Linked DNA regions of Homo sapiens: region 1 is linked to region 2. The links are chromatin loops, found by intact Hi-C in ENCODE. Cell type or tissue: heart left ventricle. All regions are shown on one strand. Links, peaks and the distances in the headings refer to the core of each region. The heading gives the core; the rest is flanking DNA. Region 1 overlaps FMN1 (formin 1). Region 2 holds the start of LOC124903459 (a long non-coding RNA gene).

The links. A loop is a pair of places that touch in the nucleus more often than their neighbours do. Peaks named below come from ENCODE experiments on the same cell type or tissue, not always from the same donor. Only the 100,000 strongest peaks of a DNase experiment are listed, where the experiment ranks them.
Region 1: a loop joins it to region 2, with 5 times the contacts of the local background. A loop is called at or near these places in 4 of 110 quality-filtered maps.

What each region holds. Positions count from the first base shown.
Region 1 is chr15:32,998,360-33,014,493 of GRCh38, forward strand. FMN1 (formin 1) reads right to left here. Exons shown (of 21, transcript NM_001277313.2): 7 at 9,655-9,716. It also overlaps the pseudogene HNRNPA1P71. Among named protein-coding and RNA genes, the nearest start is that of FMN1, 190 kb to the right of the region's middle. In heart left ventricle, for the core only: a CTCF peak has its summit at 9,101; no DNase peak of the experiment used is centred there; H3K27ac peaks cover 959 bases.
Region 2 is chr15:33,059,178-33,075,311 of GRCh38, forward strand. FMN1 (formin 1) reads right to left here. Exons shown (of 21, transcript NM_001277313.2): 6 at 5,780-5,897. It overlaps LOC124903459 (a long non-coding RNA gene), which reads left to right and starts at 7,721. Exons shown (of 2, transcript XR_007064574.1): 1 at 7,721-10,541; 2 at 11,713-16,134. RefSeq lists an enhancer at 7,890-8,713. In heart left ventricle, for the core only: no CTCF peak of the experiment used is centred there; a DNase peak (open chromatin) is centred at 9,104; H3K4me3 peaks cover 379 bases.

The DNA.
Region 1 (16,134 bases), core at 5,390-13,389, 60 kb before region 2:
AAAAGAAAATCTCCTAGGACTTTGGATTGAGTTGGGACAGATGCAGGGGCCCACTCTTTTCCCAGGCCAGAAATGATAGAACTTTGAAGCTAGAAGGAAACTTACGCCAGCTACTCCAATGCTTTTACTTTACAGCTGAAGAACCTAATATTTAAGAGTGATGTGTGATTGTATAGAATTTACAGAATTATTGAGTGAGGCAGGACAAGTCTGGAGAGAAGGAAACACTCCCCGTGGTGCTCTACCATGCTTTCTCCCATTTCATGAAGAGTCAAAAGCAATGGCCAACACGCAGAAACTCACCGGTTCCAGCAGTAGCCCGTCACCTAAAGTCAAAAAACTTTTGCAATAAAAAGAAAACTGTCTTGGTCCACCTGTATTGACTCATGTTCAGGGGTTAAGACTCAGCAGAAATGATTGAAGGCTGATGGTGCATGAAGGAAATGTCTAAAACCATCATTGGCCCCCATGATACAAATGAGCAATCAACATTCTACAACAGCCTCCTTCTATATCTGAATTGTCTGAAGGCAAGACAGTATCTTGAAGGCTGAGACAAAGGGCTCCTTTTCCATGAAAATTCAAGTCCAAATGTACCTACCGGATTCTAGGTAGCCAGTCGCCCAAGAGGAATCTCAACACTAGTAAACCAGTAAATCTAGTAACCTCACAACATTTCACAGTCACACTAAAATGATGAATTAACATATTTCTCAATATTGTCTATTTTTTCCTTTTTGGCATCTCAGTAATGAATTACACTAATATCAGCACTTAGGGGAATACCATAAGGGTTTTATGAAATCATCACATTTCATACTTGTGAAAGTTTTGTTTATTGGCCTACAAATTATTCCCTTTCCCTCACAGTATTATCTGGGAATTAAGAGATTTAAATGTATTGTGTTGATAATGAAGAATACAAAAAAATGGAACAGGCTTGGGATTTATGCCTTTATAAATTTCGTTGTATCAGCTCAAATAGAGTCTGCACTCAATTCTGTTTCAACAGCAATGTGTAAACTATTAGAAATGGATGAGTGGAATGTGTTGGCCACAGTAAAATGAGGAAGTCTACAAGTCTTAATGGAGGCCAGCATACCATTTCATTCTCTTGGGGACAAAAAGGTACAATGTAAGTTAATTTTCAGTTTGGCATTGATCCCTGGATCATTTTGCAGTGGGAGTTACCAAACTAGAAATGTGACTGCATTGCACAATGAGCAGGGGGCCTGCCAGAGGCCATCGCTCAGTGAAGTTTCCCCTCAATTAGGAAATATGCATGTGATAAATGGGGTAAACGAAAAAGATTCCCGTAAAGGAAATGTCACTATTGGCTGGTTCTTTGTCTTGCATCCCACAACCCAAAGAACATTAGTTAAAAACAGATACAACAATCTGTCGTTTCCAAGTCCTCTACTTTCAAACTGCTTAAGGTGTTGGTCAAAAACGATATTCTTAAGCTACCAGCTCCTCACAAGCCAGACAAAGGGCATGTACTTTTCTTTCTTCCCCTTTCAAAATTGAAGAAGTAGAGATCCAAAGAAGTCCTACTAATCCCATGCTCAGGCTTCCCTTTTGTCATAAAGATTTGGGTATCCTACAGAGTTTCACTTACCTTTCCAGAGCTGCATCCCTTCACAGAGTGACACATCTGAGAAGACACTGGAAGATTAGAGGACTACATTCAGAGTGTAACTGAAAACCTAAACACATTGCTCCACAGAGGCAAGTAGATGGACTAGAGACCTGCTGACTAGGAAGGAGAACTTCCACGAGTAACTAAAAGGTTAAAAACGGGAGGCAGTGGCTGGACGTGATGGCTCACGCCTGTAATCCCAGCACTTTGGGAGGCAGAGGTGGGTGGATCATGAGGTCAGGAGATCAAGACTATGCCGGCTAACACGGTGAAATCCCGTCTCTACTAAACATACAAAAAATTAGCTGGGTGCAGTGGCGGCCGCCTGTAGTCCCAGCTACTCGGGAGGCTGAGGCAGGAGAATGGCGTGAACCTGGGAGGCAGAGCTTGCAGTGAGCCGAGATCCTGCCACTGCACTCCAGCCTGGGCGACAGAGCCAGACTCCATCTCAGGAAAAAAAAAAAAAAAAAAGGAGGCGGTGTAAATAGGAATTTAGGGCTGAGCATAGTGGCTGACACCTGTAACCCCAACATTTGGAGAGAGAGGCTGAGGTGGGCAGATGGCTCGTGCCCAAGAGTTCGAGACCAGCCTGGGCAACATGGAGAAACTCCATCTTTACAAAAACAAGATAAAATAATAAATAAAGGATGCAACCAGAACTCAGGAAGTGGATTATACATTGAGAAAATAAGATTATATTAATCAATTAGGGTAGTATCCCAAACAATGGGTTTCTTGAAGAAAAAGGATTATGTTGGAAATAAGCTATACAGCATTCTCTTTATAGTTCTTCCCTGTACGTGGTAAAGCTCAAACACAGCAATAGATATTTCTCAAATATATTTGACCATGAAAACATTTTGTCAAGAGGCATTTCAAAGTATCACTGTTCAGTGGATTCTGTCTTGGGAAAAGCTAGTTTAGACCACCCTGATATAAAGCACACAGGCACAAGTACAGCAGGAAGATCACAGACAAGTCACCCTTAAAGAATAAATCCACGGCCAGGCACAGTGGCTCATGCCTGTAATCCCAGCACTTTGGGAGGCCGAGACGGGTGGATCACTTGTGGTCAGGAGTTCAAGATCAGCCTGGCCAACATGGCCAAACCCTGTCTCAACTAAAAATACAAAAATTAGCTGGATGTGGTAGCACATGCTTGTAATTCCAGCTACTCAAGAGGCTGAGGCAAGAGAACCGCTTAAATCTGGGAGGCGGAGGTTGCAGTGAGCCGAGATCACAGCATTTCAATCTAGCTTGGGTAACAAGAGTAAGACTCCGTCTCAAAAAGAAAAAAAAAAGTGTAGCAATTTACATTTACCTTCCCCTTATAGTTCAAAAGCAAAGATTTATTGATTATTTAAATGAATCAATTTCTGGTACACATGTTTATACACCTTTACTTAAAGTAAGTACTTGGATGATTTTGCCATTCAAATCTCCAGCGGGAGGGTGGTTGCAGGTCATTTCCCATGACTTCACTGTTTTATGTCATTTATAATATCCACAACATAATTCTTCAGTTTTGTCCAAGTGCGTCCCCCCTCATCCTCCTCCTCCTCCCACTTCCCCCCCCACCTCCCCCCATCCTCCTCCTCCTCCCTCCTCCTCGAGTTTAGAGTGGTCTTTGTGCTTTTTTTTTTGGTTGAGGACATATTTGGGACATTGGACTTTCCTCCTCCTCCCCCTCCCCTTCCGCCTCCCCCTTCCCCCTCCTCCTCCTCCTCCTCTTCTTTTTTGATACAAAGTCTCACTCCCTCGCTCAGGCTGGACTGCGGTGGTGCGCGCATGCAGCATGCTACACCTTTTGATAAGCTAGTAGCAGGAGCAGCCTTGTGCCCTTTCCATACTGCACCACTCAACGAATGCTGGCTGCAGAGCACACATGGAATAAAAACCCTAAGCTCCCCCACTTACTGCCCATGGAACTACAGGGTAAAATAATCAACTGTCCAATCCAAATATTTTAGGTGATAGGGCTTGCATTTTGCTGGTGGGGGAAACTGAACAATTAAGTGATTTCCCTTCAAGTGTATGGTTAAAACAAAATGGAAAGTTCTCTGCTTATTTAGGTTCTCTGCTTATTGAATCATGCTGTTTTCTTTAAATTCTATGAAAACATTCCAAAAAGACCTAAATGTGATACTTATCAATTCTTGTACATGGTGACAGAATGAGTCACTTTTTCTTTTGTACTTTAAAAGCATGAAACCCTTCTTATTCTAGAAAGGCATGTTGAAGAAGTCTGGAAACATATCTGAATTCTCCATAACTTGTATATGGAGAAAGAAAATCTAACAATGATAGCTGCCAATGGAAATCACATGTAAAGCATCAACATATTTTTCCCACTCACTATCTTCCACTAGGTCTGTGACAAAAGATGAGTCCACTACTTAGTGAAACAAAACAGGTAGGGGTGATATTCAGTGAGTACTCACAAGTACAGCTAGGGTGGGTTTTTGTCTGTTCGTTTTACGAACAGCATCTATTTTTTATTGTATTGATGCCAAACCAGTTGTCTCATTTTATTTTCAGTATCACCCAGAGTACAGGGGTAATTAATCAGGCAGGTAAAGTGGCCCAGAGAGCACCCTGGCAAATGAGAGGTCATGCATCCTGGTGGAAGTGAATGCCTGCGACTTAGCCCCAGCAGGTTGAAGTCATACAAGAAAATAAGTCCTTTGGTGCCAGCTTCTCCAAGTTTTAAAGCAGCAGCTAGAAATCCAGGTTTTATATAAAAATCTCCATATTTTAAAATATTTATTCCTAGTTCAATCTTTAAAACACTGTGTTTGCCAAATGAAACACTTCTTTGGGTCAGATTAGAGAAGAGGGTTGCTGGTTTCCTACTGAGGGTTGTCCATCTGTGACTGCTAGAATAGTTTAAAACTACAGCTAAGTGTTCAACATACGAAAATCAATAAACACAATCCAGCATATAAACAGAACCAAAGACAAAAACCACATGATTATCTCAATAGATGCAGAAAAGGCCTTTGACAAAATTCAACAACACTTCATGCTGAAAGCTCTCAATAAATTAGGTATTGATGGGACGTATCTCAAAATAGTAAGAGCTATCTATCAATATCATACTGAGTGGACAAAAACTGGAAGCATTCCCTTTAAAAACTGGTACAAGACAGGGATGCCCTCTCTCACCACTCCCATTCAACAAAGTGTTGGAAGTTCTGGCCAGGGCAATTAGACAGGAGAAGGAAATAAAGGGCATTCAATAGGAAAAGAGAAAGTCAAATTGTCCCTGTTTGCAGATGACGTGATTGTGTATCTAGAAAACCCCATTGTCTCAGCCCAAAATCTCCTTAAGCTGATAAGCAACTTCAGCAAAGTCTCAGGATACAAAATCAATGTGCAAAAATCACAAGCATTCTTATACACCAATAACAGACAGAGAGCCAAATCATGAGTGAACTCCCATTCACAATTGCTTCAAAGGGAATAAAATACCTGGGAATCCAACTTACAAGGAATGTGAAGGACCTCTTCAAGGAGAACTACAAACCACTGCTCAATGAAATAAAAGAGGATACAAACAAATGGAAGAACATTCTATGCTCATGGGTAAGAATCAATATCGTGAAAATGGCCATACTGCCCAAGGTAATTTATAGATTCAATGCCATCCCCATCAAGCTACCAATGACTTTCTTCACAGAATTGGAAAAAACTACTTTAAAGTTCACATGGAACCAAAAAAGAGCCCGCATTGCCAAGTCAATCCTAAGCCAAAAGAACAAAGCTGGAGGCATCACACTACCTGACTTCAAACTACACTACAAGGCTACAGTAACCAAAACAGCATGGTTCTGGTACCAAAACAGAGATATAGATCAATGGAACAGAACAGAGCCCTCAGAAATAATGCCGCATATCTACAACTATCTGATCTTTGACAAACCTAACAAAAACAAGCAATGGGGAAAGGAATCCCTATTTAATAAATGGTGCTGGGAAAACTGGCTAGCCATACGTACAAAGCTGAAACTGGATCCCTTCCTTACACCTTATACAAAAATTAATTCAAAATGGATTAAAGACTTACATGTTAGACCTAAAACCATAAAAACCCTAGAAGAAAACCTAGGCAATACCATTCAGGACATAGGCATGGGCAAGGACTTCATGTCTAAAACACCAAAAGCAATGGCAACAAAACCAAAATTGACAAATGGGATCTAATTAAACTAAAGAGCTTCTGCAAAGCAAAAGAAACCACCATCAGAGTGAACAGGCAACCTACAGAATGGGAGAAAATTTTTGCAACCTACTCATCTGACAAAGGGCTAATATCCAGAATCTACAGTGAACTCAAACAAATTTACAAGAAAAAAACAACCCCATCAAAAAGTAGGCGAAGGATATGAACAGACACTTCTCAAAAGAAGACATTTATGCAGCCAACAGACACATGAAAAAATGCTCACCATCACTGGCCATCAGAGAAATGCAAAGCAGAACCACAATGAGATACTATCTCACATCAGTTAGAATGGCGATCATTAAAGTCAGGAAACAACAGGTGCTGGAGAGGATGTGAAGAAATAGGAACACTTTTACACTGTTGGTGGGACTGTAAACCAGTTCAACCATTGTGGAAGTCAGTGTGGCGATTCCTCAGGGATCTAGAACTAGAAATACCATTTGACCCAGCCATCCCATTACTGGGTACATACCCAAAGGATTATAAATCATGCTGCTATAAAGACACATGCACACCTATGTTTATTGTGGCACTATTCACAATAGCAAAAACTTGGAACCAACCCAAATGTCCATCAATGATAGACTGAATTAAGAAAATGTGGCACATATACACCATGGAATACTATGCAGCCATAAAAAATGATGAGTTCATGTCCTTTGTAGGGACATGGATGAAGCTGGAAACCATCATTCTCAGCAAACTATCGCAAGGACAAAAAAACCAAACACCGTATGTTCTCACTCATAGGTGGGACTTGAACAATGAGAACACGTGGACACAGGAACGGGAACATCACACACCAGGGACTGTTGTGGGGTGGGGGTAGCGGGGAGGGATAGCATTAGGAGATATACCTAATGCTAAATGATGAGTTAATGAGTGCAGCACAACAACATGGCACATGTATACATATGTAACAAACCTGCACGTTGTGCATATGTACCCTAAAACTTAAAGTATAATAATAATATTAAAAAAAAAAAACTACAGCTAAGTGTATAAATTGGATGTACCACCCAGATGGCAATAGTGAGCCATGGTGGCCATGGCTTTAGCAATTAGGTAAACATCATAAATGTGGGGCAACAACAGTTGTTTAAGTGTACTAGTATCATCAAAAGAGCAGATGATTTTTTTACAGATGGTTTTTAAAAATCTAAAGTATAGTTTGGAACATTTTTAATCTTTACTACTGTTAATCACACCTTAGTCTAACCTGTATTTTAAGTGCAGATCATGATCACAATATACTTTCCTTCTTCCATATACTCCTCTTTTCCATCTCCAATCTTTTCTTAGTTTGAGATATATAAGATCATAAGACTTTTGCAGAGACAGAATGAGATAATGTGCTTAGAACAATACCTAGCACACAGCAAGAATTAAAAAACTGTAAGCATCTTCTGTTACCAAGAATATTATTCCACTGTCAAAGCCCTCGCCAGGCTGGTCTACAGTTTGTGGAAAGCTAGGGTTAACTGTTACAACTTGGCTGTTAACACAACTTCTGCTTACAGAATCACTTCTGTTCCTGCCCTCTTTAGGAATCTGTGTCTTAAATTATCCCCTACCAATTTCAGTTCCTCTGAGGCAGCTGACAATCTTTTTTCACATCAGAACAAAGAAAAAGAAAGAGAGGTCTCCCTTTGTAACAAGGGAGATAAGGGCCTCCCTCCTCTCCTTTTCTTCTAGGAGACAGAGGTACTTTTCCACTTTTTTGTTTCTTTGTGAAATTGACTCATTTTCTCTCCCTAACTATTTAAACTCTGCTGGATGGGTAGGGCTTGAATTCATACACCATACTACTTATCGAATAATTTTCTGCTACTTGCAATAACATAACATATAATCCAATACACCGACTCAGTTATTTTTAAAAGCACATTATCATTCATTGAAAAGAAGGATGTTTTCATATATCTGATAAGGGGTTAATATACAAAAAATATTTAAGGAATTCAAAGGCAAGAAAACAAACAGCCTGATTTAAAAATGAGCAAATAATCTGAAAATACATTTCTCAAAAGAAGACATACAAAAGGGTCAACCAATATATGAAAAAAATGCTCCAACATCACTAATCATCAGGGAAATGCAAACTAAAACCACGATGAGATATCACTTCACAACTGTTAGAATCGCTATTGCCAAAAAAAGACAAAAGATTACAAGTATTGGTGAGGATATGGAAAAAGAGAACCCATGCACACTGTTGGTAGGAATGTAAACTAGTTTGTAGAAAACAGTGTGGAGGCTCTTCAAAAAAATTAAAACTAGAATTACCATATGACCTAGAAATCCCACTACTGGGTATATATTTAAAGGAAATGAAGTCAGTATGTTGAAGAGATATCTACACTCTCATGTTGACTGCAGCGTTATTCACAAAAGCCAAGATATGGAATCAACGTTGAGTGTCCATCAATGGACAAATGGTTAAAAAAAATGTGGTTTATACACAAAATGGAATACTCTAGTCTTTAAAAAGAAAAAAATAATCCTGTCATTTGCTACAATATGGATGAACCTAGAGAACATTATGTTACGTGAAATATGCCAAGCACAGAAAGACATGGCATGACCTCATTTATGTGAGAAATCTAAAAAAGTCGAACTCGCAGGAACAGGGAGTAGAATGGTGGTTACCAGGGGCTAGGGGCAGAGAGGGGTGAAAAGTGGGGAAGGATTAGGGAGATGTTGATGAAAGGAGACAAATTTCAGTTAGATGTGAGAAATAAATTCAAGATGATCTTCTGTACAACATGGTGACTATAGTTCATAACCATGTTATTGTATACTTTAAAATTTCTAAAAGAGCAGAGTTTTCGTGTTCTCACCGCATATAAATGATAAATATGTGAGGCAATGTATGTGAGACAAAGTATATATTAATTAGCTCAATTTAGTTACTCCACAATATATACATATTTCAAAACATGTCATATACCGTATATATACAATTTCTATTCGCAAACTAACAAATTTTTAGAAAAGAAATGTCTGATCCACAGATTGATTAAATTAGCAGTCATGAGTTAACATTAAATGAGGAAAAAATGTTACTGAAATTTTGCTGTCATTCTCTCCTGAAGCAGGGGGTTACTGCAGCCATCAGTAAACAAGTCTCAGTGCCTGATTCAGTATCCAGTTATTTGAAGTTAAGATTCTGAACTTTCTGCCACAGGCACTACAAGCAAATGCCAAATACAGGGAAAGTCAACTAGATGGCAGCACAAGGGAAATGATCCCTCAGTCATTCCGGGCTTCACAAGGGAGGATCAGGTCAACAATTTCCCAGCACTCTCTGAGGATACGGAAGGGCTCAGAACTCCTCCTCCTCCACCTCCTAGGGCTCCTTCCTTAAATTTTGTAATCTGCATCACATCATATTGCAGGGATGTGCTAAGAAACATACAGACATGAACACCCGAACAAGAGGAAGCTGAACAAAAATAACTTCCATCGTACCTAGAAAAAAAAACTTCTACTATATTTTATATAACAGCAGAAGTCTATTCCATCTTCTCTTCTGCTTTAAAAATAAAATAATCATTTTCCAATCCAATCAAATGCATTTATGGTATTTTTTAAAATTAGAAATTGAATTCTATTAAAAACAGAATCCAAGACTTTTCATTCCCTGTATAGACACAGTGCCTACTGGCAGCTGCAAGATGCGATGCTGTCTAGTTTAACACTTCAACTTAAGAGGAATATTTACTTCAGCATAGGAGAAAACCAAGTATCAGTTCTATAGAACCCGTTCAGTAGCATCAAAGAGGCATACCTGCAGGTTTTCAATTTCTTCTTTGTGCTCCCTCTTCAAGTGTAAAATAGCAGCTTGGTATTCTGTAAAATCAAAAAAGAGGCCAATTATAAAGAAGTACAAAATTAAGCACAAAATTTATCTACTGGTCCTCTTAGAAATAAACTGACTAAAATAAATGCCACAATTTGACATCAACCTTACAAGAGATGTTAAAAATTACAGAAAGATAGGACAAGTAGTTCAGGGTAAAAGGTAAATTCCTTCCTTTTAGCAAACGCTGAATTACGAAAAGACACAAATTAAGCAGATGGGATAGGGTTAAAAGAAAAAAAAAGGGATGATGAGTGTGTTCCAGATAAACACTAGGTCAGGAGTTTGTATTTAAGGAGTTGGAAATTAAGTCCCCACAGAGGACAAATACAGACATCTTAAGAGCAGACAGGGCAGGAAACAAACGAAAACTTTCTATGTGAGATCAGAGCACTCTATTTTTAACTCTGTTTCAAAAAAGAAAAAAAAAATCTCCATTTGAATGCAAGGCTAAGTAAGCACCCAGGGCTGATTTTAATCTTTATCTCAGAAAGTCAATACTATTTGTCATTTGGATGAGAGATTCTAGGGTGAACTGAGGCTGAAAGGACAAAAATAAATTTCTGGTCCAATTTTAATATGAGTCTAATAATGTTTATTTCAACAATAAGTCCCAAGTGTACGTAAGAACTCCAGCCAACCACTAAAACTATCATTCTGCTGGCGAAGCATGCAGCTGTCAAGACAACTTTATTTCCAGCAGAAATTCTAGGTGTGTGGGGTCATGGAACTATACAGGCTGCAGAGAACCACAAGACAAAAATGCTATGAGCACACATTTTTGTGAGATAAGCCAATTATTTTACAAATGTGTTTGGGGTCATGAGTATGAGTAAGCAAGAAGCAGTTTGACCTCATTGAAATATGTGTGAAAGCCAGGCTATTTCTCCAAGTAGATTTCCTAAATCAGGCATGAAAGTTTGTGTTTTAATTTAAAAATGGAAGAAGGAAATCATTGGCAAAGCCACGCCAGAAAAGTAGTGTTGCTGCTGATAATTACGGCTAGATAGACCTCTACTGTTGTGGGGAAGGTGCTCCACTGAGCTGTGAATCCATCAGAAAGTTCTGTGGGTTCTAAATCCAAATCATACCTCGAATGGTCTGGTAGTGACCACTTGTCATTATCCCCACCAGCACCACGATAATCCAAGTTACCACCATCTCCACTAGATTAAAGCAGTATACTTCTGGTAGGGTGCCTGCTTCTACTTTTAGCACCACTGTAACTGATGCTCATCAAAGCAGACTGAGTGATCTACATAGACATGAACCAGATCATCTCATCCTTGGTTTTTCACGCAATTAGAGTGAAATCAGAGCTCTCTGTTGCAGCCCATAAAGACCTCCATGTCCTGGTTCCTACATATCTCTCCCTATCATTTCATACCACTCCTTCCCCTTGTTCATCATACTCCACCGTACACTGGCTTTCTTGCCATTCCTTGAACTTGTCAAATTATTTTCTATCTCAAAATCTTTGCTAATATTGAAAACAATAATAAAGGATTTCATTTGCTGACTACTTACTATATATCAGGCATTATTCTAAGTCTTACTTTATCAACTCATTTCATCTCCACAATAACCCTATGATGTAGGTACCATTATTGTCTCCATTACTGATGAAGATACTAATGCATAGAGACATTAAGTAGCTTGATCAAGGAAGTAGAATAATTTTCAAAGCCAGTAAACATGCTTCATTTAATGGGTGAATGCATAAACAAATGATAGTATGTCCATATGATGGAATACTACTCAGCAATAAAGACGAATATATGCATCAACATGGAGGAATCTTTTTTTTGTTTGTTTTTTTTGAGATGGAGTTTCACTCGTTTCCCAGGCTAAAGTGCAATGGCACGATCTTGGCTCACTGGAACCTCCACCTCCCAAGTTCAAGCGATTCTTCTGCCTCAGCCTCCAGAGTAGCTGGGATTACAGCCCACCACCATGCCCAGCTAATTTTTGTATTTTTAGTAGAGACAGGGTTTTACTATGTTGGCCAGGCTGGTTTCAAACTCCTGACCTCAGGTGATTCACCCCCCTCGGCTTCTCAAAGTGCCTGGCCAACATGAAGAATCTTAAAGGCACTATGCAGAGTGAAAGAAGTCAGTCTCAGAAGGCCAACCACTGTTCAATAGCATTTATATGACATCTAGAAAAGACAATCTAGAGGGATGAAGAACAGATCAGAATAGTAGTTGCCAGAGGTTAGAGATGGGGGTTTGGGGAGGGGGTTGACTGCAAAGTGGCAGCAAGCAAAGGAATTTTAGGGATAATGATATTAGATATTATTCTCTGTCCTGATTATGGTGGTTGTTACATGAATCCATACACATTAAGTTCAAGAAAAAGTACACCAAAAAAAGGATGTTAATTTGTTTTAAATCTGACATTAAATATTATATTGGTAAATATTTTCCCTGTAAGATTCAGCATAACACAACAATACCTGCTACTATTGTTGATATTCATCATTTTTCTACTGCTACTAGCAGATGTAATGGATGAGAAAAAAGACACAAAATCTACATAGATTATAAAGAGAAAAAGGAAGGTATTATTCTCTATGTTCATACATCTAGAAAAATCTAAAAGATCCAACTGATAAAATATTAGAATATGCATGTTTAGCAGAGTTGCTTGGTATTATCAACAAAAATATACAAAAATCCTCATAGTAGCAGTTTAAAAAAGAAAAGCATAACACTTACAGTACTTCTAAAAATACAAAATACCCAGAAAAAACTCAACAGAAATATGTAAAGACCTCATATAAGAAAATAGTAACATTTTATTGACATATTTTACTAAAAAAAAAAAAATAAACGCAGAAAGACAAGTGGGCAAGCCATGTTTCTGATTTATAAGACTTCATATTGTAAAGGTGTGAGTCTTCCCAAACTGATTCCTTCAAAATTTGAGTTTTGTTTTGTTTGAATATAAGGAGCCCATTCTAAAATGCATGTGGAAGCATGAAAGTGCAAAATGCCAATAAGAGCCAAGGAATGCATGAAAATATAGACTAAGTTAAGACAACTTACCTTACCTCCTAATGAGAATTATTTTTAATTCTTACAATGTAATTAACATGGCATGGTACAGACACAGGGATTAACAAATAGGCTAATAAGATAGAATAGACAGTCCAGAAAGATACCATGATTTATAGGGTCACTTGATATATGATAGAAATAGCACTGAAGATCATTAGTTACACAAAGAATGATCTTTTCAATAACTATTGGCTGGGAAAAAAATATTCTGTTCCTTTCTTATGGAAAAAGACAAAACTGGATCCTAACCTTATACTATAATCTATTAGAAGTCAATTAAGTGCTAAACTGTAAAAAGCAAAATTGTAAATATTTTATAATAATTATCTTATAAAATTTATCTTATAGCATAGTATTTTACAGCCTCAGGATAGAAAAAAGATTTCTTAATATTCACAAAGCAATATATATAGAGGAAAAAACCTGATAAATTTGACTACATTAAAATTAAGAACTTATTTTTCTTAAAATATACCATAGAGAAACAGATTGACAATAGATCAATCTATCATCAATAGAGATAACATTCCCTACAGAGTGGGAGAATATACTTGCAACACCATCAATCAAGATCTAGTGTAAATATATAAATGCATCCTACAAAACTATAGAAAATGAAGCCCATGTGAAAAATGAGCAAAAAGCATCAACAGGCGCTCTAAAAAGATGATATACAAATAATAACTATGTTAAAAGGTGCTCCTTATTAGTAATCAGGAATATTTAAGGTCTGACAACAGAGCCTTGGTGAAGATGCAGAACAATGGAAACTTCCATACACTTCACTTACAGCAGGAGTGCAAACTGGTATAATCACTATGAACAATGATATTTTCTAATAAAGTTAAAGATATTAATGCTTTCTTAACCAACAATCCTAACCTTAGGCATACATAAGTAACAAAACTATGAAGAAAAGCAACCTGTCAGTGGACAGCACCAAAGGAAGCATTGTCTCTCTTCCCACTGCTGTCATGTCTGCACATCAGAGTCCCTCAAAGGGCCTGAACAGCTGTGGAAGCTCCTCATCAGAGGGTTGGGCTTTGAAACCACCGATAAGTGCCTGAGGAATCATTTTGAGCAATGGGGAACGCTCAAGAACTGTGTGGTAATGAGATCCAAACACCAGGTATTCCAGAGGCTTTGGGTTTGTCTCATATGCCACCGTGGAGGAGGCAGATGCAGCCATGAATGCAAGGCCACACAAGGTGGATGAAGAGTTGTGGAACCAAAGAGAGCTGTCTAAGAAGATTCTCAAAGACCAGGTGCCCACTCAACTGTGAAAAAGACATTTGTTGCTGGCATTAAAGAAGACACAGAAGAACATCACCTAAGAGATTATTTTCAACAGTATGGAAAAATGGAAGTGATTGAAATCATGACTGACCGAGGCAGTGGCAAGAAAAGGGGCTTTGCCTTTGTAACCTTTGACAACCATGACTCTGTGGATAAGACTGTCGTTCAGAAATACCACACTGCAAATGACCACAACTGTGAAGGTAGGAAAGCCCTGTCAAAGCAAGAGATGGCTAGTGCTTCATCCAGCCAAAGAGGACATAGTAGTTCTGGAAACTTTCGTGGTGGCCATGGAGGTGGTTTTGGTGGGAACGACATCTTTGGTTATGGAGAAAACTTCAGTGGTCATGGTGGCTTTAGTGGCAGCTGTGGTGGTGGAGGATATGGTAGCAGTGGGGGTGGCTATAATGAATTTGGTAATGATGGGAGCAACACTGGAGGTGGTGGAAGCTACAATGATTTTGGCAATTAAAACCACCGGTCTTCAAATTTTTGATCCATGAAGGGAAAAAACTTTGGAGGCAAAAGCTCTGGTTCCTATGATGGTGGAAGCCAGTACTTTGCCAAACCACAAAACCAAGGAGGCTATAGGGGTAGCACTAGCTATGGCACTGGCAGAAGATTTTAATTACTGCCAGGAAACAAAGCTTAGTAGGAGAGTAGAGCCAGAGAAGTGACAGGGAAGCTATAGGTTGCAACAGGTTTGTGAACTCAGCAAAGCACAGTGGTGGCACAGGGCCTAGCTGCTACAAAGAAGACATGTTTTATACAATACTCCCGTGTATGGGCAAAAGAGTTAAGGACCATATTTGTGATTAGTTATATAACAGGTTATTTTAATTTCTGTTCTGTGGAAAGTATAAAGCATTCCAGCCAAGGGTTTTAATACAGTGGTTTGTCTGCACCCATGCTATCAATTGCTAAATGTAATAGTCTGATCATGAAGCTGAATAAATGTGTCTTTTATTTTTAAAAAAAGAAAGACTAGCAAGCAATAATATTAACAAAACTAAGAAGAATGGTGGTTTCCAGGAGAAGATGAACCAAGTTGGGTTGTGATTGAGCAAGGAGATGTTATATGGGTGTTAAATGAAAAATTATTCTTTAAATTGGATATTTTTTACGAAATTATCTTTATGCATATCTAACATTAAATGAAAGAAAAAATACTTCTCTTTTGAAAACTGGTTACATTCGTTTCCTCAAATATCAATATAGGCAAAACAGAACATCTGAATTCATAAAATAAGAAGCAGAAAGTGACTTAGTAAGTTTAAATCTTGTGTAAATGTTGAGTCCTAACCCATGTCATGATAAATATCCAAACCCTAACCAATTCCAAGCTTCTACAAAGTAGTCAAAGGAAAGCTACTTAAACCAAGCTTCTTGTGAAATTGATGTCCTTTGAGAATAGCATCTACATTCTAAATAGAAATTATACAGACTATATTTTGCAATGATTCATTTTGTGTAAATTGTACCTATATGGGTGTGACAGATATCGCTATGACTAATTCATTAACAAACCGATGAAGGAGACTACTGCAAAGCTAACATCTAGGAAAGCATGATTCATCTCCTCCTTTAACAAATATTTTTACCAAGAGTCCCAGTGTGACGGGTGGCAGGAAACACACTCCCATCCCAACAAGGATGACAGAATCCCTGGGCAGCATGTAGAAGGAGGAAGCTAATGCCTTTACTACTGGCATTGGTGAATGCTCACTTTGAGAGTTCACAAGAGAGTAGTAAGAGAATATAAAGGTTACAGAATAATGTCCATGAGTCAAAACTAAGTTAGTGCTTTCCAAATGTGTCTTGTTAGTGGCAGCCCCCTGCCCCCAGATGCTTCTTGAGGCTTGCAGATGCCTGAGTGTGAGGATGGGGAGGCAGAGGTGTCAACTCAAGACCAAGGATGTGTGTATTTGTTAAAAAGAGAACTTGACCCTAGCATTGGTATTCAGTAGCTCTGGGACCTTATAAGTGTGTGAAAAGGAGGAACAGGAATTCTACATCAGGGTTGAAAAGGGCAGACTCATTTGAAGTCACATTA
Region 2 (16,134 bases), core at 4,201-12,200:
ATAAGGTCCTCCTGATACATCCACATTGGCACAACTGAGAGAATTCCCCCCACCCTTTTAAGGCTGATTGGTATTCCATTGTATATATATAACATAGTTTATTTATCCATTCACCCACTGATGAATACTTACACTGATTTAATGTCTTGGCTATTGTGAATAGTTCTACAATGAACATGGGAGTGCAGTTCTATCTTTTACATATTGGTTTCAGTTCCTTTGGATATATGCCCAGAAGTGTGATTACTCGGTCATTTTGTAGTTCTATTTTTAGTTTTTTCAGGAACTTCCATATAATTTTCCATAATGGCCGTACTAATTTACGTTCCCACAAAAAATGCTTCTGATCCCATGTATTTTCCTTGTTGGATCTTTAGATACTGGTACATTGGCAAAAAGATTTAAAAAAATTTTAATCCATCACTCTTCAATTTTAGACTATCTTTATCTCCAAATTATAATTCCAACTCATAATTATTACACATAATTTATCAACAGAGTATTAATAAGTTATGTGTATCTTTCAGCAATTCATAATCTCACTACTGTCATCTGTAAAATGAGTAAGTTAAACTAAATGACCTAAGATGTTTGCAGCTCTCAGTTTTTATATTCTAAAAACTGAGACTCTATATTTTAATCTCTTGCTTCTACTCTCCTGAGCCAAAGATCTTTACTAGTATCTCCTTGAACACAATATGTGATTCTTGAGTCTCCAGTCCGCACTTTTGATTCCTCTCCTAAAAGCCAAGCTTTAGTTCCCATTTATGTTGGGAGAGTCAGTCTCCTCTAGAGCTCCCAGCTGTGTACATATACTAAGTGGAAGCTTAGCACAATACACTTCACCTCTAGTTTCCCAGTAAACCTTTTTCTGCACCCACAAACTGCAAGACTTTTCTGGTCTTTAGTCTGTACAGCTTCCAATTTCTAGGCTATCACAATCCAATCAACTCCATGCAAGTGATGATAGCAGGCTACAGGGGTCTATGAAAGATAGTACAATGCACAAACCCATTCCCCAGACGGTGAAAGAGAAAATTAAGATAATTTGTCTGGACACATAACTTTAAAGGAAAATCCATTGCTGACTAACGCAGCCTGTTAGCTATGAATGCAGAAATTAAAACTCAAATTATAGTAGGCCAATAAAGTAGTACAAGGTGTTTATAACTCTCTTTGACTGATAAAGCAAGGATACCTGACTTATCAGGAAGGGTGGCAAATAGCTCTCATTTTATAATGACGTAAATTAAAATGAGAAACAAACCAGAAAATAGGTGGATCTTTATTAAATTGAGGAATGGTTTATTTCTCTATTTAATTTAAAATACTCTAAATAGGGATGTTTCTAAATTGCTCCTAGGTTCTGAGGAAAGATGTGTCTGCTGGAGAGGCCACATGTCTTGACAATTTGCTTACTTTCAATAACTACAATGTATTATGCTAAGTTCTCTTCTCTACAAAAGCTATGGTCCTCACACTCAGCAGGGCAGTACATCTGCCATTCCCCAGCCCCAGGCCAGCTCTGAGATGCTTCAGGTAGAGAGAAAAGCTTTTCCAGATGCACATTGAGAGAGAAACCACATATGCACAATTCAACTCAGAAAGCACGAGTGTTTTTCTTCAAACTTTTTTCTTTCTCATTCTGTGAGTAATTCAGTCACTGACAGTTCCCTAAATGTTATCATTTTAATTCCGAAAACATTAACCTCACTTCCCCTGAGGATTTTGAGATGTACATCATGACAATGTATTTTTTAAATGTCTTAATAATGAGAAATTTCAGGTAGCCCTTCATAATACAACATAGGAGATGGAGGCGAAACGAAGCCCAGCTTTCGGTTGAGTGTTCGGAACAGGTTCTCCCTCTGAACTTCCAAGTGCCCACAGATGGCTGTGGGGTGGGGTAGAGGACCTAAAATACATGTTAAATTCGGTGTCATGTTTTCTTCTGTGCTTTCTATCATTGCTAGATTTTAAAGGAATCTAAAAATATGAAGAATCACTAACCACAGTAAAACTGAGGGAAGGTACCACAGGTCAGTCCAAATGTGTCCTTCACCCAGTCAAGCCCTGTCCCTGGGGAGAAAATCACCTGCAATAAAGCTAGCATGCTCGAGTCACTAGAGGCTTAGGAGCACATTAGATTTCTAAGAAAAATAAATCACAAGAAGCAAATCCATATCATGTATTTATCTTTTAAAACATATGCCAGGGAAGATATTTAGGAAAAAATACAAGATATATACATATATACAAATATATATTTATATGTAAATAAATACCATACATTTAATTTGCTGAATGTCAAGAAACTTTGAATAGTTTTATAAGACACGCTCCTCGTGAAGTTACTAAACATTATCATTCCTACCTCACATTGATTTATAAACTAATACAATTCCAATAAAAATTTTAAGTTTTTCTAGAAGAATGAATATATAAGGAAATCCAAAAACATTTTTAAAAGTATGCAAAAGAAATGGAACCGCCAGATTCTGAGATGTATTGTAATGCTACAATAAGATATAGTATAATATACAAACATATCAAAGACAATAGAAGGCCCCCAACAGTCCTAAACAATATAGAGGAAATAATTATTCCAAAAGTCTGGTATGGAATTAATTAGCAATTTAGAAAAAAAAGTTGTCTTCGATCTCTACCTCTGACTGTATACCAAATTAAATTTTTCATATGAAATGGAGTGACAGAAAGAGAGAAAAAAAGTAGAAAGAAACCCTTTAAGAAACGTGAAAACATTGGTAAACTTAGATCAGAGAAAGTCTTTTAAGCTAAAAGAATTATCAGAAATTATATAATGAAAGGACAGATTTGATTATGTAAATATTTAAAACTTCCACACATCAGACAACACAGTAAAATTAAAAACAAATGATAAAAAGTAAAATAACAGTTTCAAAAATGGTAATTTTTAGGGATAGGTATTTAGTAAGAAAAAACAACTATGGCAATATGGTAATATACATCAGAAACCTTAAAAAGGCATATACTCTTATGTATAGCAATTCTACCTATAAGCATTTATCCTAAGATAAAATACTTATAGACAAAGACTTACAGTAGTTATTTATAATACATCATGTATAACTCAAATTTTTATAATTAGTAAAACTCATTTAAAGAGTTTAAATAACAGTAGGCCAGGCACGGTGGCTCACACCTGTAATCCCAGCACTTTGGGAGGTCGAGGCGGGGGGATCACGAGGTCAAGAGATCGAGACCATCCTGGCCAACACGGTGAAACCCCGTCTCTACTAAAAATGCAAAAAAAATAGTCGGGCATGGTGGCGGGCGCCTGTAGTCCCAGCTACTCGGGAGGCTGAGGCAGGAGAATGGCGTGAACCTGGGAGGTGGAGCTTGCAGTGAGCCAAGATGGTGCCACTGCACTCCAGCCTGGGCGACAGAGTGAGACTCCATCTCAAAAAAATAGTAATAATAATAATCGGAAAAGAACAGTAGTCTATAATGATTCAAATTCTATTTTTATTTTTCCACATTAAATTCATAGGCCTAGTTTCAAAAGTGACAACAGTTTCTCTGAAATAGAATCATAGAAAGTTTCTTTTGCTTCATGATTTTTCTGGATATCTTCAAATTTTACTTTATTTGGGGAACATTTAAAACCTTATGAGAGATTTTCTGAGATCAGTAAACAAATCCCTCACATTAAAATGAAGTAGTTTTCTACAGAGCAAGCCTCGAATAATAGCTGTATATTTTCTATGAACTGATTATACTAGAAAATATAACCCTCCCACAGGATGATAATAACAGAAGCTTGTCTTTGTGCCCTTGTACTAAACTCCCGTGTCGTGTGGTATGACAACACCAGCATGTCTGTGCAGATTCTTCTCCAGGAGGGCTTTAGAAGTCTCTCTGCCCAGGGCCTGCTGGGCGCCCATGGTGGTACCATAACTGTGCAGGGGATCTTCTACGTGCTTCTCCAGGTCTGTGCCCTTTCTGGGCCCCGGTGACAGGCCTGAAATGATAGCCTCAAGTGGCTCCCAGTCTGCTGACTTCTCTTTGGGTTTGGCCAATGGGAATGACGATGAGGGACCAGAGAGTGGGATGAGAAGAGATCAGGTTGTGTGCCCTCAGTTCCCAGCCTGGCATGTCACTATGGACCGGCGGCACCTCCCTGCTGAGGGCTGCGGGTCCTGCCCAGCAGCTGCCTCCACACCACTCAGCCTCCCTCTTAAGTTCTAGTTTTCGATAGCGACTTCTACTCTTGCCCCTTCAGGCTTGGGTGTGGTAAAAGCTTCTCCTTGGTACTGGCCCCAGAGTAGCGCTCTCTTACTGCTTTTTCTAAACCCCGTCTGTACCTCTGTGAAAGGTCTCTAATAAACTCTCCTCAAATCACTCCATTTGAGTGCCACCTGATTCCTGATTAGTACGACCCTCATTGATACAGTCATATATGTAATTACCCTAGAGAAAATAAAGTTAAGTGCGTTTGGACTAAACAAAGCAAAAGGAAAAAAGTGATCTAATGTGGTTTAGGAAATTTTCCATTCAAGTTTGGGTTAAACAGAAGTTTAGCCCTATGCTACTTCTATGCTTCAATTACCTAGAACATCCTTATGCTTTCTTTACTGCTGTGTCTGAATTGCTCTGCTCAGATGAAACAATCATTTTCCACCCTTATGCTGTTCATTCTTACACAATTATGATTTTTGGAAAATCAAATGTGGGAAAGAAGACTTAAATTGCTATACATATTTTCATTAAGGATATGAGTTTTCATCCTGTAAGTCAAACACCACAGAAAGAAAATGCTATGAAGTAACCAATGCCCTGCAGAAACTGTGTAAATGAAAGCTAGAAATCATCTCAAGATTCAACTGCCAGTGTGTTCTCAATCACTGGAGTAATTTGATATTATGGAAAAACCTACTGAACCACCCAACTTTGATCTGTTCATGTCTATCAATGAACAGGAATGGAAAGAAGTTATTTTTCTATAACCAGATAGATAGATAGACCTCAATGCACACATACACCTAATAAAAACAACAAATATAAGCCACGTATAGGTAATCTCCAAATATCAGGAAGAAGGCAGAGAGGTTTCATGGATATATACACACACATGCAATTCTTAATATCTTACATACCCATCCTCTAATGCTTTGGTGTCATTTTACAGTTCACGTGAAACTTCCACTTAAATAGTAACCATATCTAGATTCCCATTTCATTTAAATAAATTCAAGTAAAGTTCCTAGGCAGGTTTCCAGAGAGTTAGGTTGCTTTAAAGTTGGCCATGCATTAAATAAAGCTTTGTCTCACAAAAGTGAACGAGTAACTGATACGGTATCTGTACATTCACTCTGCACAAGGTTCCTTTATCTCAAAAGCATTACTCGAAGACAAACAACAAATCAGATTACAGCTCTAGAGAACCATACTCTGCCTCTTCTAGCAACACTGCCAGCTCACAAAATTGTATGAGGACCAACCACCGGCTTCCTGAGGGATTTGCAATCTACCTTCTCCATCAGGTCCCCCAAGGTTCTCCTACTTCACACACATTCCCCCTTTCATTCATTCCACTGCATTCATCTTTCATCTTTCAGAGGCTCGTTAACAATAAGTGTGCAAAGGTTCACTTTAACAGCAAAACCAAAAAGAAACCCTTCAGCATTACATTTTATAATGAAATAAAACCCCAAATTCTGAGAGTCAACTAAGCTAGAACTAAAAGCCATTGCAGGAAGAGATTCATTCCCGGGTCCCTAGCTTCCTTTCACATTACCTGCTTCAGTGTACTTCAGTCCCACTTTTTCTTCTGTGTCTTTTGTCTTTGGGGGTGGCCAGACAGCTTGAAGTCTGCCAGGAGTCCTGTCATCCTGCTCAGTCAGGCTGTGGTCAGGCTGTTGAAAGAGCAGGCAAATAGTAAGTGGAATGTAGTCAGAGCCGATTAATTCCTGAAAAATGACATGCTAAACCTAATTCTGAAGTTAATTTTAATGGCTAGTTGCACATTGCTCTCATTCACTATAATTCAGATATCTCACTATAGTGTGACCCTTTTCCAGAAGTGTAACGTGATCAGTTGAGGTGAAAATTTAAAACTACAACAACAAAAAAACCTCAAGGCTAAGTATATATCACACAACCCTTAAAAGATTATTTTTATTATATAATTATTTGAAAAAGCACAAATATACTTTGACCTGAAGGTACAGACATAAATGTACTACACTGATGTGCATTTATGGGAATGTTTACCAATGTATCCCGGGACTCCAGGATTATTTAACACAAAGACTAATTTCAAGAACATCAGTGGTAGACCAAGACACCCTTTTTCAAACATTCCACACTGCTAATTTCCTTTTATTCCTATAAACGAATGAATGAGATTTGCCTTCATATTCCAGTCATTTTTATATGTGTTGATTTTTACAACTAGGAGAATGTTATATTGTGCTTGGTTTTTTAACTGCAGTCTGAGAAATTCTGCCAAAGACTTTCATTTTTAACATTTTAACTGAATATTTTAAATATATAGGAGGAATGATAGTCATACACTGAATTGATATTAAGCAAGAAATTCTATTTATTGTTCTTCTGATCGTTTAAGATCTACTGGACAGGTACTTGCTCATCTTTATAAATTACCTGAGTTAGTTTTCTTTGAGTAATAACAGCATCTATTAATTAGATGCTTCCCATGCACTGCCTTTGTTTAATTCTCATAACAACCATATAACCATTTTATTTTCCTCATTTTGCACATGAGGAGATTGAGGCTTGGAGATTATCAAGGTTACCCAGCCAGTAAATGGCAGAATTAGAATAAAAACCCAGGTCTCATTCTAAATCCAGTGCTCTAAATCTGGAAGCCTTCCAACCAATGTGGAACACTCTAATCACACCACAAACACATATTTTGTCAAATGGCAGACTTTCAAAGGAACGATAGACTTTCTGCGGAGGTATAATTAAGGGGTGAGGAAACCCTGTAAACCTGGGCTATACTGCCATCTTGCATCATTTCCTCATGCTACCTAGTTTTATAAGTGCGTTTACCATCAACGTTTAAATTCACGGTGACAGTTACCCTTTCCTACCTGCACATCTTTGTGTATATCCCTCTTGCAATATTCCAGATAAAAATCAGGACGCATGAAAAGCACTTCTGGTTAACTCCATACTCCTTACAGGACAATATAATTTGACTATAATCCTTTTTCAACTAAAAGAATCACTAACAGGCAACTAGGATTCACTTTGGGAGGAAACCTGGAAAGAAATACAGCAGCACCATATTTTATGTTAAAATGCAAAACCCAATTCTACATACACTTTTGGAATCAGAGGGGCCATCCGCTGGCTTAGAATTGGACCGTTCAAACACAGCTCTTAGCGACTCCTTCTCATGTCTCATCTTGCGCTTGAGAGCTTCCAGCTCAGAGGTGTCAGCTGTGGTCCCCTTTCTGGGGGGCCGGATGAATAGGGCTTTAAAAGCCTCCAGGGCTGTCTCTGGCGACTTTGGCTTGACCTCACCACCCTGGGTTTGTGGTACTCCAGGGCCGCTCTGGCTCTCTTGGTCAGCATTGCAGCCCATCTCTTCTCTCCTGGGCGACTCAGGGTCTGCTCCCTTCGGTTCAGTTTTGGGCATGTCAATGTTGAGCAGCAGAGAGAGCTGCTCCAGGAGAGTGGGAGTGGCCTTCGGATCAGTTGCTTTCTTCTCACTCTTCACTGTCTGCAGCCCTGCCTGCACTAAGGACTTCTGCACAGGCTGCGTCAATTTGAGCAAAGCTAAGTCCCCATCCTTTGGTTTAATTTCCGTGATGGTCTCTCCTCCCTCAGCGGTAGCCCCCTTCTTCAGCACACGAAGCCCACTGAAAAAAGCTGGAAGTTGGAATGACTTCTCTCCAGAGACTTCTTTTTTAGAAGAGGCACTCTCAGTGATACCAACACTCGAATTCTGGTTTGTTACTGCAGGTAGGTCTTGGGACCCTTCTTCTCCCACCTGGTCCTGGCTGGGGCGACGCTCTGTCTGAAGACCACCGTTGCCAGCTTCCAGTTTGCTGCTCATCTCAGGTGGAATCCTTTGAGGATCTTCTGCACAGAGCTCTGCACCATTCATTTCCCCAGTGACAGTATTTTCCCTGAAACCTCCTGGGTTTTCTTTGGACTCCTGAGATGGCTCAGATAAAACACCACTAGGGGACTTTGGGCCATTGGTGCTGCTTCCCTCCTCTGGCTCCTGGCCACCATCATCAGAGTCAGAATCACTGGTGGTGTGCACCAGGGTCCCACGAACACAAATGACATCGTCTTTTGTCCCTTTCAAAGTAGACAGTGGAAGCAGCTCTTGAGCAAGGAGAGATGTCCCTGCTTCTTTTCTCTGACTTCCCTCTGATTCTGTCTCCACGCTTGCAATTTTCTCATCATTTCCGAGGTCAGGTGAAACCCGAGACCCTGCTTCCTGTGGATCCAAGCCATTGCTGGAATCATCCTGCTGAGATGTGGGATTCACGTCTAAACTATGGAATGCTTTCAGCACAGCATCTTCCTCTTCTGGATTCACAGATTCTAATTTACTCGTAAACCCAAATAGGGATTTCATAGAGAACTTACTCAGGATCGACTGAGCCACTTCAAGTCCGGCTTCTGGTTTTGCTGGTTCTGACACATCACTGCCATCCAGAGAATTATCAACGTTCTCCATGTCTCAGTAATGCCCTTGGTGGAAGTTCTGACTTGTGTTACCTTCTCCTGCGCTCTCAGTTTATCCACTCCATCTGCTCTTAATTTACAGGACAGAGAGCAACAGGACCCGGGAGTCAGGCTGTCAGCCGCACAGCAAACACACTTGGTCTCTTTCGGGTCACAGTGCCCTCCTTCCGGTTTGTGCGATGATGTGTTCCAGGGCAACTGTGAAAAATCTGTGGAGTCTATGCCCAGAAGCAGCCGAGGCTGCGCACCTTACTACACACGGACCAGGGAGGCTGCTCTTCTGAAACTTCCGTATTTATTCCCGGGGACAAAAGCCTTTTTGTCATAGGGAAAGTCAGCCTGCCCTGTAATCCCAACCCAGGACTTCACGAGGAGCTCCGCCCCAGGCCGGCGGTTCTCCTGGTGGCATTCAACTTCCTCATTGGTGAGCAAGTGAAGGCTTCTGAAAGTGCTGAGCCGGCAAGCTGATACTGAGGGCACTTAGCCACTGCCCAGAGCAGCCTAAGGGAATCAGAAGTAAATCAGCAGAAAACAACTGAAATACTTCTGACACAGGCCTTCTTTTTCATCTGGATTATGATCAGAGAGGCCTGGGGCATCCAGGCCAAAAAACTAGCAGTACACCCAGATCAGCAGCCACTTACGAAGCCGCAATCAAGGAAACAAATTAAAGAAAGCAATAGATCATCTCAAAAGTGCCTAGAACTCTCAAAGCAGTTAATTTACTGCCCTTGAAGCTTTTTTTAAGTGCTTTCTTCCGCTTCCCTGCAGGTTTCATCTGGAATGCAGATTTTAGCTCCTAAAGCCCGTGAGGGATAACCCACACGACTGGTTTCAGATGACTGCTGTTTTAGCTCTGCCCTAGCTGTCTCAGTGCTCTACAAACAGGTATTAGGCAAGCACACCCACCACACCCAGTGTCCACCAGCAACAGGGTGGCAGAGTAAACAGCCCAGGCTCCGCAGGAATGATTACCCTCTACACTCCCTGTGCCAACCGCAGGCTTCTTTCTGCTCAGCAGCTGTGACTTCCTGGCTGCCTTAGAAATCCTGGCAGCAGCAGGACACGCCTCTCCCCCTTTGGTGTCCCAGCCAACTAAATGAAACCTGGCATGACACAGTGTAACACACAACCTGCCCTATTAGACAAAACAATTTGAAGATCCCCAAGGATCCACGTTCTCCTAAAGGGCAAAACATCTGAAAAGTCTCTATCAGTCAGATCTCTATCACAGACCCAATTTGCCTCAACAAAAACAGGACAGACAAAACAACCTCCAAACATCAGCCCAGTGTAGTTTCTACCACTCTATTTATATGCTGGGAAACTGGCAACAAAGGATGGGGGTAAAAATTGCAGCCCTGTTTCCTAGCTGCATAGCTGCCTCTTGGGACAGCTCCCTATCTACCTGAAGGCCTCAAGTGTTTTCCAAATCCAGTCCCACTAAGCAGGCATGCAGTGAGTGCCTGGGATGGACAGGACACTGTTCTGGTTGGAGAGGCAAGTCAAACTGGCTGAACAGTAATTGCCATCTCTGTTTGAGCAAAGGTCCAAGAAGATTGTGGTCAAGTGTTAAACACAAACAGTAATTCCTTCTGCAAAATGGAAATGGTAGCCATAAGGAAAATGACAGTCTTGCTTTATCTGCAGGAGTGGGTGGCTGCATGTCACACATTGATAACTTGAGCCATGTTCTTCAGTACTAAAAACAATCTAAGCATCAATACTGAGAAATTCTGATTGCAAAAATACATTTCTAGCAATGTATTCAAAAGGAACGCTCACACAAATAAAAACGCATCATTGCATCCCATCAACCACTAAGGGTAAGTAAAACACTTTCTAAATCTTGATTTGATCTTGTGTTTTAAACAGGTACTTCTCTGTTTGCTCCTGATCATAGTATTTTTGGGAATTATTAACTGAGGCACTTAATCAAAAAGCCACCAGGACACTGCAGAAAAATTCAATGGTGTCTTTTAAGTCTAAGAACAAGATTCTTGTCTAGAGGAAATACCCATTGATTAAAATCAGACATCTGCTTCTTCAAGATTGTAGAAAGAAGAAATGATCACAACAGATCATAAGATCAGTCTTTCTCTTTTTTTTTTTTTTTTTTTTTTTTTTTTTGAGACCGAGTTTCGCTCTTCTTGCCCAGGCTGGAGTGGAATGGTGCAATCTCCGCTCACCACAACCCCCGCCTCCCGGGTTCAAGTGATTCTTCTGCCTCGGCCTCCTGAGTAGCTGGAATTACAGGAATGCGCTAGCACACCCGGCTAATTTTGTATTTTTAGTAGAGACAAGGTTTCTCCATGTTGGTCAGGCTGGTCTCGAACTCGTGGCCTCAGGTGATCCGCCCGCCTCGGCCTCCCAAAGTGCTAGGATTACAGGCATGAGCCACCGCGCCCGGCCTAAGATCAGTCTTCTTACGAGCAATGCAGATCATCCAATTCTAATATGGCAGGGGGCAGTGGGAGAGGGCACGTATTTGGTCTTTTTTTTTTTTTTTTTTATGAACTGAAAAGACTCAATTTCTCAGACATAACTAATTATTGATTTCTGGAATAAGCTTCCAGGCCCCTCTATAGATTTGGGCAAAATGGAACAGATGCTGGAAGGGGCTACTGGCCCTTCTGCACCATGGCATGGAGCAGAATTATAAGGTTTCAGTATCCCCTCAATACTCATAGATGCCAACACAATTTCATGGGAAGTGGGTCAAGTCTTTGGTCCCAGGAGATTATCTGATTTCATCCCCTTGGCTCTAGGTAAGTAAGGTATTATTAGGCCCATTTTTAAAGGTAAGCAACCATAGCTGAGAGAAGGTAACTTGCCAAACTTAACACAGCTAGTAAGTGGGGAATAACATCATCTAAGATTTGAGGGTTGACCATGTGCCAAGCACAATTTTAGGTGCTCCACACATATTAACTCACTTAATACAGATAACAACCATATTATGAGTTGTTATTATTATTATTCTCTTTTTCCTGCTAGAGAACCGAGGCACAGAAGATTAAAAGTCTTGCCAGTCCACAGAAACAGTGGATGGTGGAAGTATAATGTGAATCCATGCAGGCAGGCTCCAGCATCCACACTCTCAACCACTCTTCGAAAGCCCAGAGGCTCCACTTCCTTCCCGAATAGAAGACCACACACAGCGAGGTGCAAAGGTTTCAGCCCAGTTCATTGGTGGTCTTTAACTGGGATGTGAAGTATACTTTATCCTCTTAAATGACACAGAAGACAAACATCACCAAAAACAAACAAACAAACAAAAAACAACAACCTTATACTGAGGATGACTGTTCTTTTCTTTTGCATAACTTGGGGAAAAATCTACAAGTTTTCTTAGGAAAAAATGGAGAGAGAGGAAAGAAAAATCAAGCAAAAATTCCAGTAAACCTAGCTGGCCTATCTATCTAACACAGAAGAGACACGGAATCCTCTGGGCTCAAACACATCAAGGTTTTCCAGTTTGCCCCTACCATTCTCCTTCATTTATGAAGCATGACTTCTATTAAGAAGACTTCTTCATCCAATGTCATAAATGAGCACCAACAATGAATGAGGCTGTGAGGACATAAGAATGAAGATAGCCCTGCCTTCCACCTCCATGAAATGTGTAGTTTAGTTGGAGATCTCTATTTAGAAAGAGGAGACTCTTGTTTACAGACTGTAACCAAGGACTTTATCCCCCAGGTTCAGTCTAATAGTAATAGCTAGACCTGAAACAATTTTGAATGAAAGCCAGCAGTGACCATTTAAATATGAACACGAGTAACAGGAGCACGAGTAAGATTCAAAGAGATCTTTTAACACGGACTCTTTCAAGCCACTGGTTCTCATGACCATAAAAAATGTTACCACTGCTGGTCACTCAGGGAATGAGAGTGTTTCAGATTGTAATATTCAAATAAGCAACCTACAAATTCAATCTAAATTGGTCTTGAAAAATGAATCTCTTTAAAGCTTTAACATTTTCAGGGAGGATAGTAATCACTTCTCTTGGACATTATCTCAGTATCTATGTGCTGAAATAAGCACCTATTACACAAAACCAGCAGAAGCGAAGGCTTTCATCCTTTACAACCTACCTCAACTGATTCTCTTTTGTCTTGTCTTAACCTCAAGACAAACTCTCTAACTGCCACATCTGTGCAAAAATGATCTTCACCAAAACAAACAAACAAACAAAAAAACAACCTTATACTGAGGATGACCATTCTTTTCTTTTGAGTAACTTGGGGAAAAATCTACAAAAAATAATCTGTGCCAGATTAAAAATGATCCACCTCAGACAACCCACGTTTGAACTGTATGGGTTCACCTATACAATATGTTTTCAACCAAAAGAAGATGGAAAATGCAGTCTTCATGAGATGTGAAACCTGCACATATGAAGGGTTGACTTTTCAACTTTTCCTGTAAGTGGATTCCCAGAGCCTCCTGTGGGACTTGGGTATGAGAGGATTTGGGTATATGGGTGATCAATCTTCCAAGTAGATGGAGGGACAACTCTAAGTCAAAGGATACATGAGAAATAGGTAGCATTTGACCTACGTGATATTCTGTTATAACTCTGTTAAAAACAATCAGTACCTAGCTACTTAAAAATGTGAGCATAGTATTTGTGGAGAATTTACTAGCAGTGAATTCTTCATTTCTCCCATCTCACTGTCCTCTCAGCTGTACACAGATTGAAGGTGGAGCCAATTGTACCCCATGGCAAAAAGAACATCAGTCTAGGCTGGGCACAGTAGCTCACGCCTGTAATCCCAGCACTTTGGGAAGCCAAGGCAGGTGGATTACCTGAGGTCAGGAGTTCAAGACTAGCCTGGCCAACATGGCGAAATCCTGTCTCTACTAAAAATATAAAAATTAGCCAGGCATGGTGGTGGGCACCTGTAATCCCATCTACTTGGGAGGCTGAGGGAGGAGAATCACTTGAACCCATGAGGTGGAGGCTGCAGTGAGCCGAGATGCACCCCCTGCACTCCAGCCTGGGCAACAGAACAAGACTCCATCTCAAAAAAAAAAAAAAACAAAAACAGAACATCAGTCTAGTAAGTGTATACCTAGTGAGATAAGAACAATTGCAATAAAAGGCACATTATCTCCTATAGGCAGTAGAGCCTAGCTCCTTGACTTTCCTAATATTAGGAGATCAGCAATAAAAATTTTTAAATATCGTTTTGCGAAAACTGGACACTGAAAGAAACTTCTCTAAGGGCCCCCTTACTCTTTGTAGCACTTCTCGCTATTACTCAGTTTGGATAATTCACCCCCACATTCTCATCAGACTTCAGAAAGGCAACGTGAAAGTAAAGCAAACAGGATCGCATCTCACTGTTAGGCTACTTGTCATGATTCTCCTTGTCCAACTTATTTCAAGTTCTGGGCCTGATTTTAATGACAAATTGCTTCTAGCTTCCCAAAGTAGTTCAAATAGCTTCATGCGAAAACCGTTTGAAACAAAAAGTAGAAAGTGTAGTTAAACTTAGTAAGGGTAAATAAGAGTGAGGAAACTATTTCTGCAGGTGAAAAAAAGTTAAGAGCAATGTACTGGGAAAAATAAGTAAGTTCTGAATAAAGATATGGGTAGGTTAATGGGTGAAATCCTGGTTTCTTGGTTCAGGAAGCGTGTTTTAATTCAACAAACGGCATCTTGAACAAGAGGGGAGAGCTGAGGAAATTATAACATCATAAGGAGTCAAAAAAATGTCTGTAAAATGAGGGGTCATATAAAAGGAGTACAAGATTATGGAATAATTTGGGTAGAATCCAGTTGTTGTAAGGTTGAATGGGACCTTAGAAATAGTAGAAATTTACCTAGCTTGTTTTTTTTTTTTTTTTGAGACAGGGTCTCACTGCGTTACCCAGGCTGAAGTACAGTGGCACAATCACTGCTCAGGCAGCCTTCACCTCCCCTTGCTCAAATGATTCTCCCACCTCAGCCTCCTGAGCACCTGGGATTATAGTTGCGTGTCACCACGACCGACTAATTTTTGTATTTTTTCTAGAGACGGGGTTTCACCATGTTACCCAGGCTGGTCTCAAACTCCTGGCTTCAAGTAATCTGCCCACCTCGGCCCCCCAGTGTACTGGGGCTACAGGCATGAGCCACTGCCTCCGGCCTGGCTTGACCTTTTGTTTTAAAGATGAAGGCATTTGAGGTCAAGGGAAGCGGAACAACTGGCACCAGTTCATACTGCTCAAGTGCAGCACCCAGATGGGGAAAAAGGCATCCCATCTCCTGTTCACCCACATCACATCACCCTGCTGCTATGCTGTGGGATCTTACCTTCTTCCTGATCAGCATCTTCGTTATACTCATTTTCCACATCTTTGAAATGGAGACAACACCTTGCTTCTACCTAATTCACAGGAATATAAAGCCAAACAAAAGAAAAAGCCAGAGATACCCTTACACATCTAGTTTTGTAGCACTTTCCCTGCCTTCATGCTGTGGCGTTCCTCTGCCAATGCAACGCTTACAACAGCCTCTCTGGGTCATCCCATCAAAAGCCTGCAGCTGTTTTCACTAATTGGTTAAAAAGAAAACAGGCAGCACCTGCCTCTTGCAAGGACTGTGATTAAGGGCTTTTTTCTCTGTTGAAAAGTCTTAAGAGTAAAATATTTATAAGACTGGTTCCACTGGGCAGTATCAAAGCTTCTGTAGAAATGGATTGAATATAGATAACAAACTAGAAGAATCTAAAAGGAAAGGAGAAAGGCTGGGACATCTTGTGAAGCTTGAACAAAGGAAGACAGCAGTGGGTATGTAATCTTGTGATGACCAAGGAACACGGGCAGTGTGCATAGTTAAGAACAGGACCTCAGCCGGGTGCAGTGGCTCACGCCTGTAATCCTAGCACTTTGGGAGGCTGAGGCAGGCGGATCACTTGAGGCCAAGAGTTCAAGACCAGCCTGGTCAAGATGGTGGAACTCCGTCTCTACTAAAAATTCAAAAAAATTAGCCAGGCGTGGTGGTGGTGTGCGCCTGTAGTCCCAGCTACTCGGGAGGCTGAGGCAGGAGAATCGCTTGAACCTGGGAGGTGGAGGTTGCAGTGAGCCGAGATGGCACTACTGCACTCCAGCCTGGGCAACTGAGCAAGATTCCATCTCAAAAAAAAAAAAAAAAAAAAAAAAAAAGAACAGACCTTGAGTCCTGGGCTCACACCATGCTCCACTCCTACAAGAGACTTACCCTGGGGCAAGTTATATATAAGCTCCCTGTGCTGCAGCTCCCTCACCTGGAAACTGGTAAGAACAGTACCTACACTTCATGAATTGTTACGCGGCATACACTATTATGTGTTTGGCCCTCATTAATAACCTGCAGTAAGTAGGATATGTTTTCCCAGGAAAGGAACAGCTTCCTTAGGGACACCAACCATCATCTAACAGATGTTTTTA